Linked DNA regions of Homo sapiens: region 2 is linked to region 1. The links are chromatin loops, found by intact Hi-C in ENCODE. Cell type or tissue: PC-9. All regions are shown on one strand.

Evidence for each region. Peaks named below come from ENCODE experiments on the same cell type or tissue, not always from the same donor. Only the 100,000 strongest peaks of a DNase experiment are listed, where the experiment ranks them.
Region 2: it touches region 1 in a loop (9-fold over the local background); 1 of 110 quality-filtered maps calls a loop at or near these places.

The regions. Positions count from the first base shown.
Region 1 is chr22:32,049,955-32,052,454 of GRCh38, reverse strand. SLC5A1 (solute carrier family 5 member 1) reads right to left here. Exons shown (of 15, transcript NM_000343.4): 2 at 2,441-2,500. Among named protein-coding and RNA genes, the nearest start is that of SLC5A1, 7.9 kb to the right of the region's middle. In PC-9, no CTCF peak of the experiment used is centred here; a DNase peak (open chromatin) is centred at 1,504; H3K27ac peaks cover 1,977 bases.
Region 2 is chr22:32,134,772-32,137,271 of GRCh38, reverse strand. No RefSeq gene overlaps it. Among named protein-coding and RNA genes, the nearest start is that of C22orf42, 23 kb to the left of the region's middle. In PC-9, no CTCF peak of the experiment used is centred here; a DNase peak (open chromatin) is centred at 1,091.

The DNA of each region.
Region 1 (2,500 bases):
GACTACCAGGTTTTTCTAAGACACCCTTTGGCCCCTCTGGTGACATCATAAGTGGCTGGACTTTGACCTGATCATTAGGTTTTAGAAACATAACGATAAAATCAGATATATTTTACCCAAGAGGACTTGAAAAGTTTGAGAACCTGTCCTCTTTCTTCAGGGAAAATTTTCATCAGGGTCTCTGGTCGGCCCCAAATGAAATAATTTCTTGGTTTTCAGACCAATCTTTAGGCCACACCAATTGGCCTCATAAATTTCCATCTCAAAAGACAAGGAGAAAGAGACCTGAATAACCAGAAGATCAGAGGAAGTCTTAGCTCTGTCATTATCTTGTGTAAACGTGGGCAACCCATGGGGTTAATCATCATCTTCACTCTACTTACCTCACTAGATCATTGAGGATTCAATCAGATAAGTGATATGACAGTCCTTCAATAGGTTTCAGTTGCAAAGAAGAACAAGAGCTAAACCTGAGGGTTTAATGTGTGCCAGGCTCTGTTCTGAGACTGTCTGTGTGTGTCCTCAAAACAAGAAATCTGGCCCTCCACCTATTTTTGCAAATAAAGTCAGCCACATCCATTCATTCATCCATTTTCCTTGGATGTTTTTGTGTTACAACAGCAGAGTGGAATAGTTGTGACAGAGATTGCATAGCAGCAAAGCTAGAAATATTTAGAATCTGGCCCTTTACAGAAAAAGTTTGTCAACTATTTTGTTGTTGTTTTGTTGTTGTTGGGTTTGGGATTTTTGTTGTTGTTGTTTTTGTTTTTTGGGGTTTTTGTTGTTGTTGTTGTTGTTTGAAACAGGGTCTCACTCTGTCCCCCAGGCTGGAAGGCAGTAATGCAATCATGGCTCACTGTAGCCTTCACCTTCCCAGATCAAGCGATCCTCCCACCTCAGCCTTCCAAGTAGCTAGGACTACAGGTGCACACCACCACGCCCAGCTAGTTTTTAATTTTTCTGTAGAGATAAGATCTTGCTATGTTGCCCAGGCTGGTCTTGAACTCCTGAGCTCAAGCAATTCTCTCACTTCTGCCTCCCAAAATGCCTGGATTACAGGTGTGAGTCACTGTGCCTAGCTGAAACTTAGAATTTTAGTCCTGGAAGAGCCTTTGAGATTCCTTATCTGACCAGCTCCACATTATAGAGGAGACTCTCAGAGACTCAGAGATTAATGAATTGCCCAATGTCACAAAGCTGGAACAAGCCAAATCCTGTGGCTCCTTGTGCAGTTCCCACTCCCTGCCCTTTGGAATGCTTCTTTCTGAATCTAAGGGAGCTGATCCCATGGAGCTGGCTCTGCCAGTAGTCCTGGTAGGTGTGATCAAACTCTCTTCCAAAACAAGAGTCTCTCACTGGGCTGTGTACCTGGGGCCTCACTTCTCTGTGTAATTTCTGCTGCCAATATCCAAAGAGTGGGGAATTCCCCTTCGAAGCTCAGCCCCTGAGCTTCACAGCTTTCCTACCATCACATCTCCGCACAGACAGCTGTGAGTGAAACGTGGCAAACCCTGGTGCCACATAAAAAGGGAATCCTGGGCCACCAACCAGCCCACAGTTACGTAAGGTACAGTTTCATGGTTTCATGTTACTCAGATGAGTTGCCTTGGCTTGCCTCAAGCATGACTCAGGCTTCCGGGGACCTCCCAGCCCAGATCCCTATGTAAGCTGACTCTTCTTGTAATTTCAATCCTGGAGTCCTTGCTCCTTCCCTCTGATTGTCCCTTGCTTCTATCCTCAAGCCAACACACAAACTGTTTTTCTCTCTGGGCCTCATTCAGTTTTCAGGAACAGAGTCTGTTTCCAGAGTTTCTGAATCTTCACCTGTTTCAGGTCATAACCACTCCTTTCAAAGCCCCCTAAACCCCAGGAATGCCCAAAACCAGTCTCTCCTCTATCCAGTATGTTTTCAGACTTTATGAGCTCTGATTTTCTCCTACTTTTCTTGTGGGTGACAACCCAAACCCTCTCTGTCTCAGGTATATCAACCCAGGTCAATACAAGTTGTTCCTTCTTCCAGAAGCTTCTCTGCTGCCCACTCTTCCTGTGGCACAAAGCGACTGGGATAAAGGCAGATGGAGGGGCAAAGGGCAAGTGAGATGTCAGCAGTGGAGAGCCTCTGACCCCTGTGATATGTTCCTTGGGCCAGCGCATTTGAGAACTAATATTCTGGTTATGGATTTATGGACCAATGATAGGCTTTGAACCAACTTTGTATTTTATTGAAGGACTCTAAGGGTGATTTATTTAAAGGCTATTCCCTTACTACAAGAGATTAAGGGTGCCCAGGAGACCCGATGAGCATGAGACTCACTGTCAAGAATCTGGTTGGGATCCTTGAATCCTAGAATCACCACCACCCAAAGCCAAGAAGAAAATGAGTTCCTAAAGGGAGTATCAGTTAAGCAGTTATGTAAATAGCATTTCAGAGAAAACTTACCGGCCACCACACCATACTTCGGCCTGCCAGGAAGAAGCCTCCAACAGTCCCACGATTGGT
Region 2 (2,500 bases), 85 kb before region 1:
GGGGCATTGGGGATACCTGAGGATGCCTCCCTGCTCTTACTTTGTGGTCACCAAGAGATCAGGGTTACCACAACCCTATAACGTAGAGAATCCCTGTCCCCTTCCATGCCACTTCACTCCTTAGGGAAGCAAACGCCCTCCCAGGAGCTCATTCCCATTCCTGGGCCACAATCAAAGGGAAAACCTGATCCAGACATGAATTTCCTTGGGCCTCTGCATTTCCAGACATCCTGTCATTGTATGCATGGGGCTGACTGTCTCATCTCAGCTTCAGAAGCGCAGGCAGAGTTGTGGACACCCTGCTGAGCAAATGCCCACCGGAGTCAGGGGTTCAGCTTTCCTGCACCACAGCTGCAGGTGGGGGCTGGGGAGGGGGGCATAGGGGGTCCTAGGGAGTAGTTTTTGTATGAGCCTGTGTCACAGCGCTTGATGTTTAGCAGAGAGACCCAGCTGACCGTCCTAAAGAAAGGTGCAACCGAAACTCACTTCACGGGGCCTTTATAACTGAATGAGACAACATACTTAGGTATCTGGTCCTTGATATCTGAGAGATGCTGAGTAAATGAAAATGATCCTTTCTCCCTCTCTGATACTTAACGCGGCCCCTTACATTAGGCTGCTGGTTCTGGAGAGTCGCAGGGAAGCAGGATGGCTCACGCTGCTTTCTCCACAAGCTCTGGCACCCGGTAAGAACCAGCACAGCATGCATGGAGCACACACCATACACTAGGCTTGGTGCTAAGAGCTTTACATGCTTGATCTCATTTAACTGCCCTCAGAAGTCAGGGGATGATCCCCATTTCAGAGAACACTGAGGTTCATAAATGTCAAATAACCTGCCTGGAGGAATCAGGTCTGAGAACAAGGTCTGTGCTCATGACCACTGGGTGGAACCCTTCTCAACATGGTACCCGTGGTCCCAGAGTCACAGGCCTTCTTAAGATGTGAAATTTGGTTAGAGATCAATTTCCTATCTCTGGAATCATCATATCCCCTCTCAATTCTTGTGTTTACAGGCAAGGGCGTGTCAACATAGAGACTTAGGAGGACAAAGTGAACTTCCTGAGTCCCAACAGGCAGGAGTCCTGCCAAAGCCACAATGTATGTGTCACCTTGGAAGATGACGCACCAGGAAGAATGCGGAGGAGGGAGGAGGAAAAACTGCTGATGAGGCTGACTTGCTCTTTGGGGCCTGTCATATCAGCAAAGCCAGCTCTTTTGAGATGGAAGAACAAAGATGTTTCTCCTCTGTGAGGAGGTGACAGTGGTGTTCTGGGTGAAGGAGAGCAGCTTTGTCCTGGAAGGAATCTGACTTGGATGGAGGCCCAGTTGTCCAGCAGGTGCCTGCTCCCTTTCTGCTCTGGCTTCCAAAGGGCTCTCTGCAGAGCTCCTTCCCGGAGCTGCTGGCAGGAGGTCCTTTGCTGGGGGCAATCCATGGGGACGTCTGGAGCAGTGGGAGCCTATCTTGGGACCTGGATGGGAGCTGCTCCACCTCAGCACCCGGGTTATGAGGCACAGGGCTGGGCACCACGAGGGCATGGGTGAAAGTGGCCTGGATTTGGATTTCAGAAGAACTGGGCTTGAGTCCTAGTTCTGCCATAAACCATGTGACTCTTAGGCAGTCACTTTATGTTTTTATTTCAGTGGCATTAAAACTGTCATTACCTACAATATGGGAATTGTAAGGAACTACTGAGAAAACAAATCTCAAAATGTTCTGTGCAGACTCTCAAATATTGTGCAAATATTAAACTGTTGTAAAATCCAGTCTCTGCCTTTGAGATTTTAAAATCTGGTGAGCAGGTAAATGCAAGTACACATAACAGGAGAACAATCTCCATTTAGTGCTGGGTGATGGGAACAGAGAGCAAATGCTTTGAGTTTGGGGTAGTGGGCTGGGGTGATGAGGGAAGGCAGGAACACGGGAAAGGCGGACCTTGAATTTTTTTTATTTTTTTGAGAGGGAGTCTCGCTCTGCCGCCCAGGCTGGAGTGCAGTGGCATGATCTCAGCTCACTGCAACCTCTGCCTCCCGGGTTCCAGCAATTCTCTGCCTCAGCCTCCCGAGCAGCTGAAATTACATGTGCCCGCCACCATGCCCAGCTAATTTTTCTATTTTTAGTAGAGATGGGGTTTCACCATCTTGGCCAGGTGGTCTTGAACTCCTGACCTCGTGATCTACCCTCCTCGGCCTCCCAAAGTGCTAGGATTACAGGTGTGAGTTACCACGCCCGGCCTTGAATGGGTTTTTAAAGATGAGAAGACAAGCTGGGTCACGGGGCGCTCCCACAGGGGAAGCATGAGCCAAGGTGCGGCAGCCGCTCTACGCACGACCTGCTTTAGCCATCGGGTGCGACAGAGGCTGCACACCGGTGACAAATTAGAGAAATCCAATCTGCACATATGTTTTATTTGCACCACACAGTGTTTGTTTAATATCATCTGGCCACTTAGGGAGATTTAAAATGAAAAATCCAGATTTCCCATTCTTTTTTTTTTTT